Regions from separate parts of the Mus musculus genome. Here all the other regions are linked to region 2. Evidence: chromatin contacts called from ENCODE Hi-C or POLR2A ChIA-PET data. All regions are on one chromosome and are shown on one strand. The core of a region is the stretch at or near the end of the contact, and the rest is flanking DNA. Distances in the headings are between cores, read along the strand shown.

The links. Hi-C counts contacts between places; a loop is a spot of excess contacts on that map. ChIA-PET counts read pairs that join two places held with the same protein, here RNA polymerase II (POLR2A).
Region 1: a map of gastrocnemius shows a loop between it and region 2 (2.0-fold over the local background). The contact joins the promoter of Artn here to the promoter of 9530034E10Rik in region 2. A Hi-C loop is called at or near these places in 3 of 37 maps with a recorded cell type or tissue (gastrocnemius and left cerebral cortex). POLR2A ChIA-PET finds 5 or more read pairs at or near these places in 1 of 5 experiments (embryonic stem cell).
Region 3: a loop to region 2 is called in a map of heart, with 2.1 times the contacts of the local background. The contact joins the enhancer-like site here to the promoter of 9530034E10Rik in region 2. A Hi-C loop is called at or near these places in 3 of 37 maps with a recorded cell type or tissue (heart and left cerebral cortex). POLR2A ChIA-PET finds 5 or more read pairs at or near these places in 4 of 5 experiments (all embryonic stem cell).

The regions. Positions count from the first base shown.
Region 1 is chr4:117,928,466-117,932,684 of GRCm38, reverse strand. It overlaps Artn (artemin), which reads left to right and starts at 2,922. Exons shown (of 5, transcript NM_009711.4): 1 at 2,922-3,299; 2 at 3,433-3,666. It overlaps St3gal3 (ST3 beta-galactoside alpha-2,3-sialyltransferase 3), which reads left to right. Exons shown (of 12, transcript NM_009176.5): 12 at 1-532.
Region 2 is chr4:117,973,309-117,977,442 of GRCm38, reverse strand. It overlaps 9530034E10Rik (RIKEN cDNA 9530034E10 gene), which reads right to left and starts at 2,409. Exons shown (of 3, transcript NR_166452.1): 1 at 2,376-2,409. The region is part of intron 5 of St3gal3 (ST3 beta-galactoside alpha-2,3-sialyltransferase 3); the gene reads left to right.
Region 3 is chr4:118,014,272-118,018,731 of GRCm38, reverse strand. It overlaps St3gal3 (ST3 beta-galactoside alpha-2,3-sialyltransferase 3), which reads left to right. Exons shown (of 12, transcript NM_009176.5): 5 at 3,935-4,027. Among named protein-coding and RNA genes, the nearest start is that of 9530034E10Rik, 41 kb to the right of the region's middle. Within about 2 kb of position 3,096, at least 1 of the 3 ENCODE cell types and tissues checked has a DNase peak (open chromatin) inside an H3K27ac peak, as active enhancers do; it is heart, where a contact is called at or near this core.

The DNA of each region.
Region 1 (4,219 bases), core at 1,673-4,172, 45 kb after region 2:
TTAGATGTCACATTTGGTCCACTTGTTGTGCAGAAAGAGGCCCACTAGAGGGCCCATCAGACAGTGGTACCAGTGAACTCCCTGAAGGATGGAGGTGTGGTGACCATGCTTCAGGGACCGGGAGGTGGATAGCATCTCATGTCAGCCATCTCCAGCTCACGACACTCTTTGGCCTTCCTTGGGGAGAAGATGAAGTACTCCCTCTCACCAGCCACCAGTGTCCCACAGGGGAACCCCAGAGCCATCCCTTTAAAGCCAACAGGACAGCTCTTGGACAAGAGCAGAGAGAACTCAGGAGGCAAGGCCCAGCCCAGCCTGACGGGAATGAATGGCTCCGTCCATAGCTGTCCCTAATCCATGGGGCAGTAATCCTTCCTGAACTGTCAGATGGTCTGGGTTTCTTGCTGGGACTGCCAGCTCCATGGGTCCTACCCAGGACCAGAGGGAAGTGAGGCTCCAGGACCTCACCCAGGCTGCCGCAGCCAGCCGGGGCAGCTCTCACGGAAGCAATAAAGCTCTCCTCTGAATCTGGCCTCCTGTTGTTTTCTCTGACTTTTCTGGAAGAAACAGAAACTGCACTGAACACAAGGGTCTTCTCTGCAGCCCATGAACTCCTGGGTCCCTTTCACTTCTCGTGTCTACTATAGGACCTTTGAATCCTCCAGCTCAGTGGTTAAAAGTATTTATTGTTCTTGCAAAGGACCCAGGTTCAATTCCTAGCACCTACCTGAAGGCTCACAATCGCCTGTAACTCCAGTTCCAGGGGATCTGATGTCCCCTTCTGAACTCTAGGGCTCTTGTTGTATACATACACACATCCAGGCACAGAAACACACAAAATTAATTAAAAGGCCAGCAAAAGAGGCCCACACAACACAGAGAAACTCACAGACCTCCATTCTTGCCATCCATGGCTCCCCTTAGAAATGAATGTGGCCCACTCCTTATTTGCACTTCAACAGAAAACAGGAAAGCCCCCAACCCAGCCCTAGACACCCCTGGTAACTTTAGAAAGGACATCCCTGCCCCAGTTCACCTCCTTAGGCTCTAGAATCTGAGCCCTCTTAACCCCAGGTAGATCTGAGAATCAGAGACATGTAATGATGGAGGTAGCTTCCTGTCAGACACTGGCCACTACGACAGTAAATGGGACACATAGCTTCAGCTATATGCCTGTCAGTGGTAGCCCTAGCTGCAACGGCCACCTCAATTCAGCAGCCAGTTTTATGGGAAAAGAAAAATGTATGTATGTGCTGTGTGTCCATCCGTGTTGTCCTATGTGCCTCACCCCATGCAGCCTTGTGGAGTCTGAGGATAACCCTCACAGACTTCAGCCTCAAGCACTGCACAAAACTGCTCTCTCAAAATCAGTGGTTAGGGGCCGGATGTGGTGGCGCACAACTTTAATCCAGCAGAGGCAGGTGGATTTCTGAGTTCGAGGCCAGCCTGGTCTACAAAGTGAGTTCCAGGACAGGCAGGACTATACAGAGAAACCCCTGTCTCAAAAAAAAAAAAAACAAAACAAAACAAACAAACAAAAAAATCAGTGGTTAGGAACCCTGGCTATGTGCCAAAATCACAGGTGAAAACCTGGAACTATGTACCTGCCCACCCCAAGTGTCTGATTCAGATTGGGATGTGGCCCAGATGTGGGTAGATGTGGGTAGTTCTTTTCTTCCTTTCTTCCATTCTTTCTCCTCCTCCTCCTCCTCCTTCTCCTCCTCCCCCTCCCCCTCCCCCTCCTCCTCCTTCTCCTTTTAAGATTTATTATATATATATATGAGTACACCATTGCTCTCTTCAGATACACCAGAAGAGGGCATCAGATCCCATTACAGATGGTTGTGAGCCACCATGTGGTTGCTGGGAATTGAACTAAGGACCTTGGGGAGAGCAGTTCAGTGCTCTTACCCACTGAGCTGTCTCTCCAGCCCCATGGGTAGTTCTTCAAGGTCCACAGAGGTGCTGGTACATGATCAGGGCACATCGGGTCCATGCACTGGGTACCCTTCCCCACTCTCAGCATCTGTTTTTGCACGTATTGGTTGGCAAATACCAAGTTGTCATCATTAGCCCAACTGCCTTCACTTTACTCCCGGCTACAAATTTAGCTGCTTCTGGGGCATTTCTAGCAGGAGAGTCCACAGACCCTTCTAATTCAGCATGTCCAACACTGGTTTCACATGTCCCCCTCCCCCAACCGCCAACCCCACATCTGACCCTCTCCTAGGGAAAGCCAGTTCCTAGAATTTTACCACCTCACTTTGTCCAATCAGGCAAAAAGGAATGTAGGGGATTGGGTCCTGGAACCCCCAACTCCCCACAACCCTGCTCAGGGTTTATCTTATTGTCCCCAGCAGCCTGCATCCCTCTTCTGTCTTGCTTGTCTCAAAACCACACTCTCTCCAGTGCAGGCATTCAACGAAAATGACCACACTCAGACTAGGTCAGTAGTTTCCAGCATCTTCGTGATGAACTCCAGACTAGTTGGTAGAACAATTCTGATCATGGCCATCAACCAACCTCCAGACACCTGCCAAATTGCCTCATCGCATCTCAGACTCCAGTTCAATACTCTGAGGTCCTCTGATTCTTCATCCCTGGTCGCACCCACCCCCCACCCCCAACACACACACAATCATTCACTGCCTTCACTGGATGTGCGCGAGTCCCTCTGAGGCCCCGACCCTAAAACTGAGCAAACAGGGTATCCTTGGACCGTGGGAGCCCAACGCAGAGCCCTGTCGCTCCGAGGCAGCTGAACCTTCTGAGGGTCCCGGAGTCACCACTTGAGGATACAGAGTAGCTAGCCAGAACCCCCATGTCTGCGCAGCCCAAGTTGGAACTCTCCTTCAGGCTGCCCCTCCTTCGCCGCCCTCCCTCGCGCTCTCCCGCCCTCGGCCAGGCCTCCCAGTTCCCTACTTTGCTTGACTACCAACTTCGAATTCCCAGTTTCAGCGTCTCGCTGCAGCCCGCGATCTCTACTCTGCCTCCTGGGGTCTTCTCCAAATGTCTAGCCCCCACCTAGAGGGACCTAGCCTAGCCAGCGGGGACCGGATCCGGAGGGTGGAGCGGCCAGGTGAGCCCTGAAAGGTGGGGCGGGGCGGGGGCGCTCTGGGCCCCACCCCGGGATCTGGTGACGCCGGGGCTGGAATTTGACACCGGACGGCGGCGGGCAGGAGGCTGCTGAGGGATGGAGTTGGGCTCGGCCCCCAGATGCGGCCCGCGGGCTCTGCCAGCAACAAGTCCCTCGGGCCCCAGCCCTCGCTGCGACTGGGGCTTGGAGCCCTGCACCCAAGGTAAGCCAGCCTTCTTGCCCATCCCCTTGATGGACGCTCAAAGGGCAGGAGAAAGGGCAGAAAGGTCTTCCTCCCCACTTTTCTCTCAGCCTCTCTCTTCTGGGCCCTCAGCGCAGCTCTTTGCCCCTCCCAGCCCCTCCAGTTCTTGTCGCTAGCTTCTTGGACTGTGTTAACCCTCCTGGCTGGCTGTAATGTGAGGCTCCCGCTGCCGCCACAGGGCACAGACCGGCTGCCAAGGCCCCACTTTTAACTAAAAGAGGCGCTGCCAGGTGCACAACTCTGGGCATGATCCACTTGAGCTTCGGGGGAAAGCCCAGCACTGGTCCCAGGAGAGGCGCCTAGAAGGACACGGACCAGGACCCCTTTGGTGAGTATAGGGCTGGTGGATAGGGGTGGCAAGGGCTGGAGGACCAAATATCCCAAATGGTAAGAAAGGAGAAATTGGTCAGAGCTGTCCTCGAGGGACTTGCTCCTAGGCTCCCCCTAGCGCAGATATCCCAGGGCTGCCTTGTCTGACTTTCCCTCCATCTGAGAGAATAGTAGCCAGTCTGGTCTCTAGGGATTTTAATCTAGTTAGCCAACGGGCACACGCCTAGCTCTGGAGGAACTAGATAAAGGCCTGGGAGGTGTGTGTCTTATCCTGGAGTCATCATATGTCGCTCCCCCTCTCCATGTATTCTGTGTGCCAGCAAAAGGATGGAGGGTTACATCTGGGACCCAAGAAGAGACTAACTAATGAGAATTCTTAAAAGTTCTAGGGGTCCAAGAGCAGTGGTTCACAAAGACTGGAGGTGCGGGCTGGGGTCAGGAAGGATGGTTTATGGGGGAAACTCCTAGGAGCAAGGCTAGGGGGCCAGATCCACAGGAGGCAGATGGTCCAGGCTTGGGCCGGATCTCGGAGTGGTTCAGCCCTCTGAGAC
Region 2 (4,134 bases), core at 1,160-3,659:
CCGCTCCCTCTCTACCTGGCCATGTCACCCACCATCCACAAAGGCAGGGACTGGGTTCTTTGCTGTCATATCCCCAGTGACTAGCACAATGCCTGGGACAATAGCTGAAGTATATTGGGGAGACAGGTGGTGGATTCTGGGGACCAGCCTCTAGGTTCTGTGACTTGTGTAGACAGTCTGGCCATCTTTTGGTTTCTCCCCGAGTAGGAGCAACTCCCCAGAACTCCCTCCTCACCTCCCTCCTCTACAGTAGGTAGAGGCTTGTCGACAGAGTCACTGGGAGCCTGTCAACGGGAGCTCAGACGCTGCCCCTCCAGGGCCTCTGTCACAGCCTCTCCTCTCCTCCTTCAGCACAAGCCTCCTTGCCTGTCATACATGTCAGGCTGTGGCTCCAGCCTGTCTGGACACACATGTGGCACAGTCCCTTTGCAAGCAAAGGGCAGTGACTGGTAGCATTTCAGGCCTGGGGAGGGGATGGTATTTCTGAACAGTGGAGGCATCACTGAAACCCAGTCCTTTCAAACGAGGGGACCAAAAGGTTCATGAGGGGTTAGAACTCAGTCTGCAAAGGGCTTGCCTCGTGAGTTAATCGCCAGAATATACATCAAAAAGCCAAGTGTGAGCCAGGTATGGTGGTGGCACACACCTTTAGTCCCAGCACTCCCGAGGCATGGGCAGGCAGGTCTCTGAGTTCAAGGCCAACCTGGTCTACATAATGGACCAGGACAGCCAGGGCTACACAGAGAAACCCTGTCTCAAAAACAAACAAACAAACAAAGCCAAGTATGGTGGTACATATTTGTGATTCCAGTGTGGGGGAGCCAGAGGTAGGCAGATCCCTGGAGTTCACTGGCCGGGCAGTCTAGCCTACTTGGCAAGTTTCTGGCCAATAAGACAGCCTCTCTCAAAAGACAAAGTGGACCATATAAGACCATAGTGTGCACAGAAAATAGTGGTGGACCAGAGGGGTCAGCCCTAAGGAAGCTGTCAGGGAGGTAGACATGCTGTAGGCAGGCCTTAGAGAATGAGCAGAAGCTCATGGCAGTGAGGCAGGAAGAGACTTCTGGGTGAAAAGAACAGACACGAGCAGGCATGAGGTGTTTAGAGTGCAGTGAGTGGATCCTAGAAAGTATAATTGCATAGTTATAGAATAGGTCAGAGCCAGGGAGAAGGAAGGGAAGGAAGACAGGGTTTGTGGGGACTAGAGAGGTCAAAAGGAGATAGATTGTGAACATGCATACCAGACTCATCCAAGCAAAAAGGAAATGTGACTGAGCCCAGTTCTGGACCCACCCAAACCTGCAGCTTGTTTCTGCTTTCTTCTGAGCATCCTCAGATGCCAGTTTTGTCCATGTAGCTGCAAGATGGCTGTAGCCCTTCTAAGCCTGGATTGGCCAGCTTTATTTCCAAAAGGGTCACATGGCAGCTCTGTTTGGCTGTGGCCCAGGCTGTACTGGGGTTAGATAGTCTCTGCCACAACTGTTTAGCTCCACTGTTGAAGCATGAAAGTAGCCACAGCATATTATAGAAACAAATGGGTGTGTCCGTGTTCCAGTAAAACTTTATTTATGGGAAGAGACAGCTAGCTTAGAGGCTGCAGTTTGTCTAACCCCTCTTCTAGGCTTGGTGATCTTCATAGTGTAAAAGAAACCCCCTGCCTACCCCAGTGTCCAAATGCCTATAATCTTTTTTATAATTTCTTAGCTAATTTTATCTTATGTGGATGAGTGCTTTGACTTCATGTGCATTATGTGCCTAGTGTGTGTGCCTGTGCTTAGTGCCCTGAGAGCTCCAAAGAGGCATCCGATCCCTTGGAACTGGAGCTGTAGGTGTTTGTAAGTTGTTGTGTGGGTACTGAGAACCAAACCAAAGTCCTCTGCAAGGACAACAAGAGCTCCTAACTGCTGAGCCAGCTCCAGTCTTCCATTCTTTTAGTGTGTGTGTGTGTGTGTGTGTGGTGTGTGTGTGTGTGTGTGTGTGTGTGTGTGTGTGTGTGTTTTGTGTGTGTAGACGCACTCACGTGCATGTGTGCATATGTGCATGCATGTGTGTGTCCTCATCTAGGGCCCTCTGGAATGAAAAGCAGAATGTCATTACAACAAAGGGGGCTGAAGTGCAAGCACCCCCTGCAGAGCATGAGTAAGAGAGAACTTGAACTGGGCACCTGGAGTTTCCAGTCACTATGCAGCTTGAAACATACTGACATAGGCTCGGGGATCAGGCCAGCCCTGCAGTGCTGACCAGCGCCCTGCCTGGCCTTTCCCTGTGTGCAGTTTTTGCCCTTCCACAGCTTCACTATGCCCAGTCAGAAAACACTTTCTCCTCCCTCCTTCCCTCCCTTCCTTCCTTCTTTCCTTTTGCACGACTTTACTTACCTGGGTAGGACCAAAGGGCAGAGTCCCTGAGAACAGGGCTCAGGCTAAACCTTCTCCTTATGTAGACACTGCCTCATTCTGTCCAGCCTCACCTTGAAGGAAGGAATGCTTGCTATGGTTTCCATCCCCCGCCCCCAGGGAGTTTTCTATAGTACCCTGCTGTTCAGATGCCCTCCCCCAGCAGTTCTCTGCCAGGTCCATGAGTGCTTGTTACTCAGAGCCCAGCCCGGTTTAGTCATCATCTCCTTTCAAGAATCTTTCCTCTGTGCCCGATTCCATCTATCACCTTTGTGTCCAAAATACGGGCTCTGGAGATTTCTTCCCCATGATTGGTTCCTTGTCTCTACCATTAGCTTCTGAAAGAAAGACCAGGACTAGTTTACTTTATACTCTCAGCTAGGTCTAGGTCCACAACCTAGGATCAGGGGGCAGAGATGCATTCTGCCGTTTCAGCTAGTCCTGAGTAAGCTGGGAGAAAGGAGCTCGGTGTGGAACCACACTTGGGGGTCCGTCTGTCCATCCATCAGTCCGTCTGTCCATCCATCTCTTTACCTCTGAGCTTTCTCAGGGTACATGCCCACCTAGCCAGAAGATTTGGCATCCGTTTTCCTTAGACTCTTGCTTTCCCATGGGGGAGGGCAGTGAGGCGGAAGGCCAACCAGGCATCTAGGAAGCATTTATCATCCTTGCTTAGACATATCCCAGGATCTTACTGTGCAGGGTCCTTTATGGTGAGGTTACAGCAATTCTGTACTAAGCAAGACCAGGTAAGTCTTAGAAAACGTGTGTCCCTCTGTTTTGTGTGCCCATTCTTCTCCCTGTAGGTTCTGGAAAGGTGGTTCCGTGAGTCTGGCTTTCCCCCTCCGAGATGAGTCTCATTATCAGGCTAGGGTTGGGGCGAAGCCTACAGCTGAGTCTAATAGACAAATGTGCTATGATCTGCCGTCTGAGCCCTCACTGCAAGGCTCTGCCTTCTTGTGCTTTCTATGCTTTACAGCATGGTTATAGAAGTGGCTAAGAGGCGGGGCATCCAACGGGCACACTCACAGAGCTGAAGTTGATCCGTGTTCTAATCTAACTAACAAGCTCATATTACAAAGGTGCTTCTCTGTGCAGATAGAAGGGGCTGGGAGTGGCAGGAAGACCGACAGTGCCCACACATAACCCATCACTCATGATAATATGGCTCAGTCGACTCTCCTGTTGGCCTCTAAGCATGGGCTTGATGTTCTGAGCCTTAGATAGTATTTCAGATTGGGCTGGTGAGATGGCTCAGCAGGTAAAGGTGCTTGCCACCAATCCAGACTCCCTGGGTTCTAACCCGAGAAAGTATTATAGTGGAAGGAAGTTATCTGACTCTTCTAAGTTGTTCTCTGCTCTCCAGGAATGGGCTGTGATATAGTTATGTGTATACACACACACACACACACACACACACACACACACACACACATACACACACGCACGTGCACACGCACACACACACACATAATAAACATATCTTTATTGAGGTGGTTTAGGCAGATGCCAGGTCTGGGATGTTTACTCTCCTCACTGTACCACACACACTCTGCTGACCTGGAGGATCCCTTAAGAAGATCCCGTGATATCATTCCTGACTGTCAGGCTGACTTTTATAACTCACCGTGGTCCTAGCCCAGTGTGTAAGCCTGACAGCAGGGCATCCTCCTGGCTCCCGCCTTGCTATCAGAGGCATTCAGATCAGGTTTACCTTCCCTTAGTGCCCTTCTAGACTCTT
Region 3 (4,460 bases), core at 1,847-4,346, 41 kb before region 2:
CATGGTTGTCCCAGAAACAGCTCTAGTAACTGGAGAAGTGGATCTCTGGGAAGCAAAGAGGACAGGATGGAGGCAGCAGTGGTGGAGCCTGCTGAGGGCCTCTGCGGTCCCCACTGTGTGGTTGGCTCTGACTGAGTGGTCAGGCAGTGGGTTAGAGAAGGCAAGCCTTCTCTCATGCCCAGGCTTCTCTCATATCTAGTGCCTTGTTCTATGTGAGATGGTTCTAGAACTTGGTCTGTTGATCACAAAATGTCCATCACTGGTCTGTAGAGTCCTTGAGATTAACCCGCAAGCTTTTTGCCCGACCACCACCCCTTCCCTCACATTTGTGCTGATTAGCATTGCAAGTTAAACTGACTAATTGAGCCTTCTCAACAATCTTGGTACTTAAGTACTCTGTGCCATATGTCCTGTGTTAAATGACAGGCCATTTCTCTTACTTTCTATTAACAAGTGTTGATTGTACAAAATAATGTGTTCCATTGTGGTGTTTTCCTACATGCATATAATTTTATTTCATTATTTTAGCCCCTACTCACCTCTACTGTCCGCATTCCCACGACCTTACCCCCACCACACTCCCACTCCTCTCCACACACACACCCTCACAGCCACCACACACCCACATTGCCCCCCCATATTCTCACCCACACCCACTAGTGAAGCCATTCCAGCCATACCTCAGTAGTAGCCTGCTTACGGCCTGGTTCAGTTCTCCAACCCAGGTGTCACCTGGTCAGCTCCCTCTGTGTTTGACACCGCTGGCCCCTATGGGGTATAATACTCTCTCTCCTTCATGTTTTTGATTTGTTGTTATTTTTTTGAGACAGGGCCTCACTCTGTTACTCAAGTGCCCAGCCTGCCTCTGCCCCCTTCTTTTCCATCCCGCGCTTGTCTGTTGCTTGAGAAGACGTCACATGTTGGCTTTTGCAATGCGCACCTCAGTCCGCACAGCAACCCATGGGATTGAATCCAGACATGGCCAGGTGCTCAGCCTGCCTCTGCCCCCTTCTTCTCCTTACAGCACTTGTACATTGCTTGAGAAGATGGTCAGCCCTCCGCCCCGCATGTGTCTCACCCCATCCTCACCAGATCCCAGGGATCTGAGTTCCCCCGAACAGGAGGCTAAGGCTAAGTGGGCTAAGGGATTCTCCGTTTCTTCTCCCTTGTCAGTGTTCTCAGGAAGCCTGAGTCCAGATGTGGCCCTCGTTCCATTCACTAGCAGGACTTGGCCTGCTTCCCTAAACTCTGCCCTTCCGAACAGAGTGGGGGAATGGGAGTTGGGTTTTCTTTTGGGTTCCAGTCTGGTCATCTGGGCTTCCTCTGAAGAGTGTGTGGTTTATACTCTTCACCCCAGGGGCTTCTTAGTCACGTTCACCGCACAATGGGTGCTCTTAGTGGATGCGGCACTCCATCTTCCACAGTGAAAGGCCAGCTGCAGAGTACGGGGAGAACAAGGGCGGAATGATTTGATCAGACATCTGGGGGCCTCCTGGCATTTGGAGTGAGTGCCTAGAGAAACTAACTATTCTGGCCTGAGGGAGCTGGCAACCATTAATCTTAGTGGGTTTGACCGCTGTCTGCCCCAGAGGTCCCAGCATTCTGTATGACTCAGAATCCTCAACACTCCCCCTATTCTTCTCTCACTGGGACTTTCGGGAGGCCATTTCTAAGGCATTTTAATTTGGTGATGATTGGCATGCGTTACTATACCCAGGCTTGCTTTTCTAAATGAATTGGTTAGCATTCATCATTCCTGACTGGTCACCTTGCACACCTAGGAGGAACAGACTTCTGCCTGCTCTGCCGTCTCCCACTTTTCTGCACCCCATCTGGCATGCTGGCCCTCCTCTCCAGCATGGATCACCCCAGCCCAGGAGCCTTGGGCTGTCCAATAGCCATTCTTCAGGTGCCTTCCAAGAGCTGAGATCATGCAGCAGGAGAGGAAAGATATGGTCAGAGGTTTGTCTCTTGAGCATTGCATTCTTCAATGCCCCGTGTTGTGGATGGCAGCTGCCATCTGTCTTCCAGCTTCTTTGTAAACTTTCTGGAATTCAGAAAGACCACAGACACTCGGTACGAGTTGGACAGCCCTGAGGGTGAGGGTTCTGGAGACATGGCACAAAGGCACTCAAAATACCACAGCGCTGTGTACATGCTTTGAAAGAGTGGGGCGAGGCCTTCTTAACCCTCATTTCTACCCATATCCGGCCATGTCAACTGCTCCCACTGGCGCTGGGCTCCAGGCCAGCCTCTGTGATCGTGTCACTGGTGGTGTCACGACAGCATCCCCACCGAGAGCAGAGGCAGCTGCATGCTCTTGGGTCTGGCTCTTCATCTTTCTAAGCCTCAAGCATCTATCTGTGATGCAGGGCACCCACTCCCAGGGCTATTGAGAGGAAAGGCTGTTAGTCACCGTCCTTCATCCAGGAGCTTCCAGTAAGCTCCAGAATTGCAGTGACATCCATATTTCATTTCCAAAATAGAGTTGTTTACAGCTTTCTTTCTCCCGTTAGAACCTTTAACTTTGTTTTGTTTATCAAATAAAGTTGCAGGCCCTCTTCACATTTGCATCTCATTTGCATCTCATTGGTAGGGAAGGCTTGAAAATGTAGATTTCTAAAATTCTGTGTATACTTAATGAGCAATCCCTTGCATAAAGCCCTGGACAACACCTCAGGGGTGAATTGAACTTGACAGCCCGGCTGATGACATATGGTCATTCCTGGCTGTCCAGCAGACACACTCCCACACTGCAGGGGTCATGCTGAAGGCCAGCTTGCTATTGAGCCACACCCATCAAGGCAGCCTGGCCCTGGTGTGGATTGAGCAAGGGGCGGGGGTGGGGTAAGGGAGCAGCTCAGAGGCTGGGAATCTAAGTGAGCAGGTGACACCACCGGCAAGGCCTTCAGTCCTGGTGTTCACAGGGTCATTTACTAAAGATGTCCTGATGTTTCCCAGACGGCACAGGGCAGAGCTGTGGTGGAGGGTGGTGACTCCAGAACCACACTGAACACGTCAGGGTTTGGAAACCTGATGCCTAGAGATGATCCAGTTATAGTCAGTCACTCTGCCAAGACAAGGCCAGGACACGGCCCTCAGATAGCGCTCGCTCGCAGTCTCCACCCTGAAGCTTCCCGGGGTTTCTTCAGGGGTTTCAGGGGTTTCTTCAGATCACAGGGAGGCTGCCAGTATTGGTTTGGTTTAAAATATGTATAGGGGGGGGGCTTCATGTACCCATCTCTGTGCGAAGTGCAGGCAGAGGTCTGATCCCAAGAATTTATGCTGGAGTGAGAGACAGTTCTGTGGAGGAGCAGCGCAGCCGGGGGTGGGCATAGGATAAGGATGCCGGGTCAGGAGACTGCCAGGGCAGAGAGGCAGACAGCCCAGTCAGTGGGTCAGGGGATCGCTCCTGTGAAGCCCATCTCCGAATTGAGTTTTGAAGGTGTGGCATTCTCCAGGGGGAGGGCCCCCGGGTAGAGCACGCTCAACTGAAGGTCAAACTGATCCATCAGTAGCTCCATAACGCATATGCGTTCGCCATGCATGTTCCCACTGGGTGGATCATAGAGGGAGTGGAGGGGATAAAAGCAGGAGACTGGGCAGGTAGGGTCGTGCCTGGGAACTACAAAAGCCTGTGCCTTTGCATGTGTCAAGGCCTTACAAGCTATGTCCAGCAGTGCTCCCCGGGGAGCACTGCCTGCCCAGCCGTAGAGCCTTTGTGGTGATCAGTCTTACTACAAAAAAATCTGTAAAAGGAAATGAAGGGTGCCCCTTTTGTGGAGGCCACCGAGGAACCATTTTTATAGGGCTAATTCTCTTAGGAACTTGATGTAGAAAGGCTCTATTCCATTTCAGTCTCCGCAGCTCCTGGTGGACTGATGATCTTCCCGCTGTTCTTGTGCCCAGCTCTGACCTTCTCTCTCTCCCGCAGGCCTGCCGAGCTAGCCACCAAGTACGCAAACTTTTCCGAGGGAGCTTGCAAACCCGGCTACGCTTCAGCCATGATGACTGCCATCTTCCCCAGGTATGTGGTCCTTGCTCTCGATGCTGGGATAGTGTGGGCTGTGACTCAATCATGTGGAATGCCGGCGAGAACATGACCTTCTCATGAGCCGGTCACCTAGGTCCCCTCCTCTGTCTAGTTCACTGGTGCCCAGGGAAGGACTTTGATTTTGTGGGGTCCACACCGCCCACACTGCTCTTGTCATACTCTGTGTTGCATCCAGCCTCTAAGCGCTGGGTCTGGCCTTGCAGTGTATTTAGAGGGGGCAGGGGGTAGAATGTGCTTGACTGGCCCCTGGAAGTCAGGTGTCCAGAGCCACCAGGCGAAGCATTGACACTTCTGGTCCTGGAATCATTGGTTAATCCAAGCTCGGTCCCCTTGGCTGGCCTCAGAGAGACAGCCAAATAAAGCAAGAATGAAGAATGCTTCCTGAGTTGTCTGTATTTTAGTACCT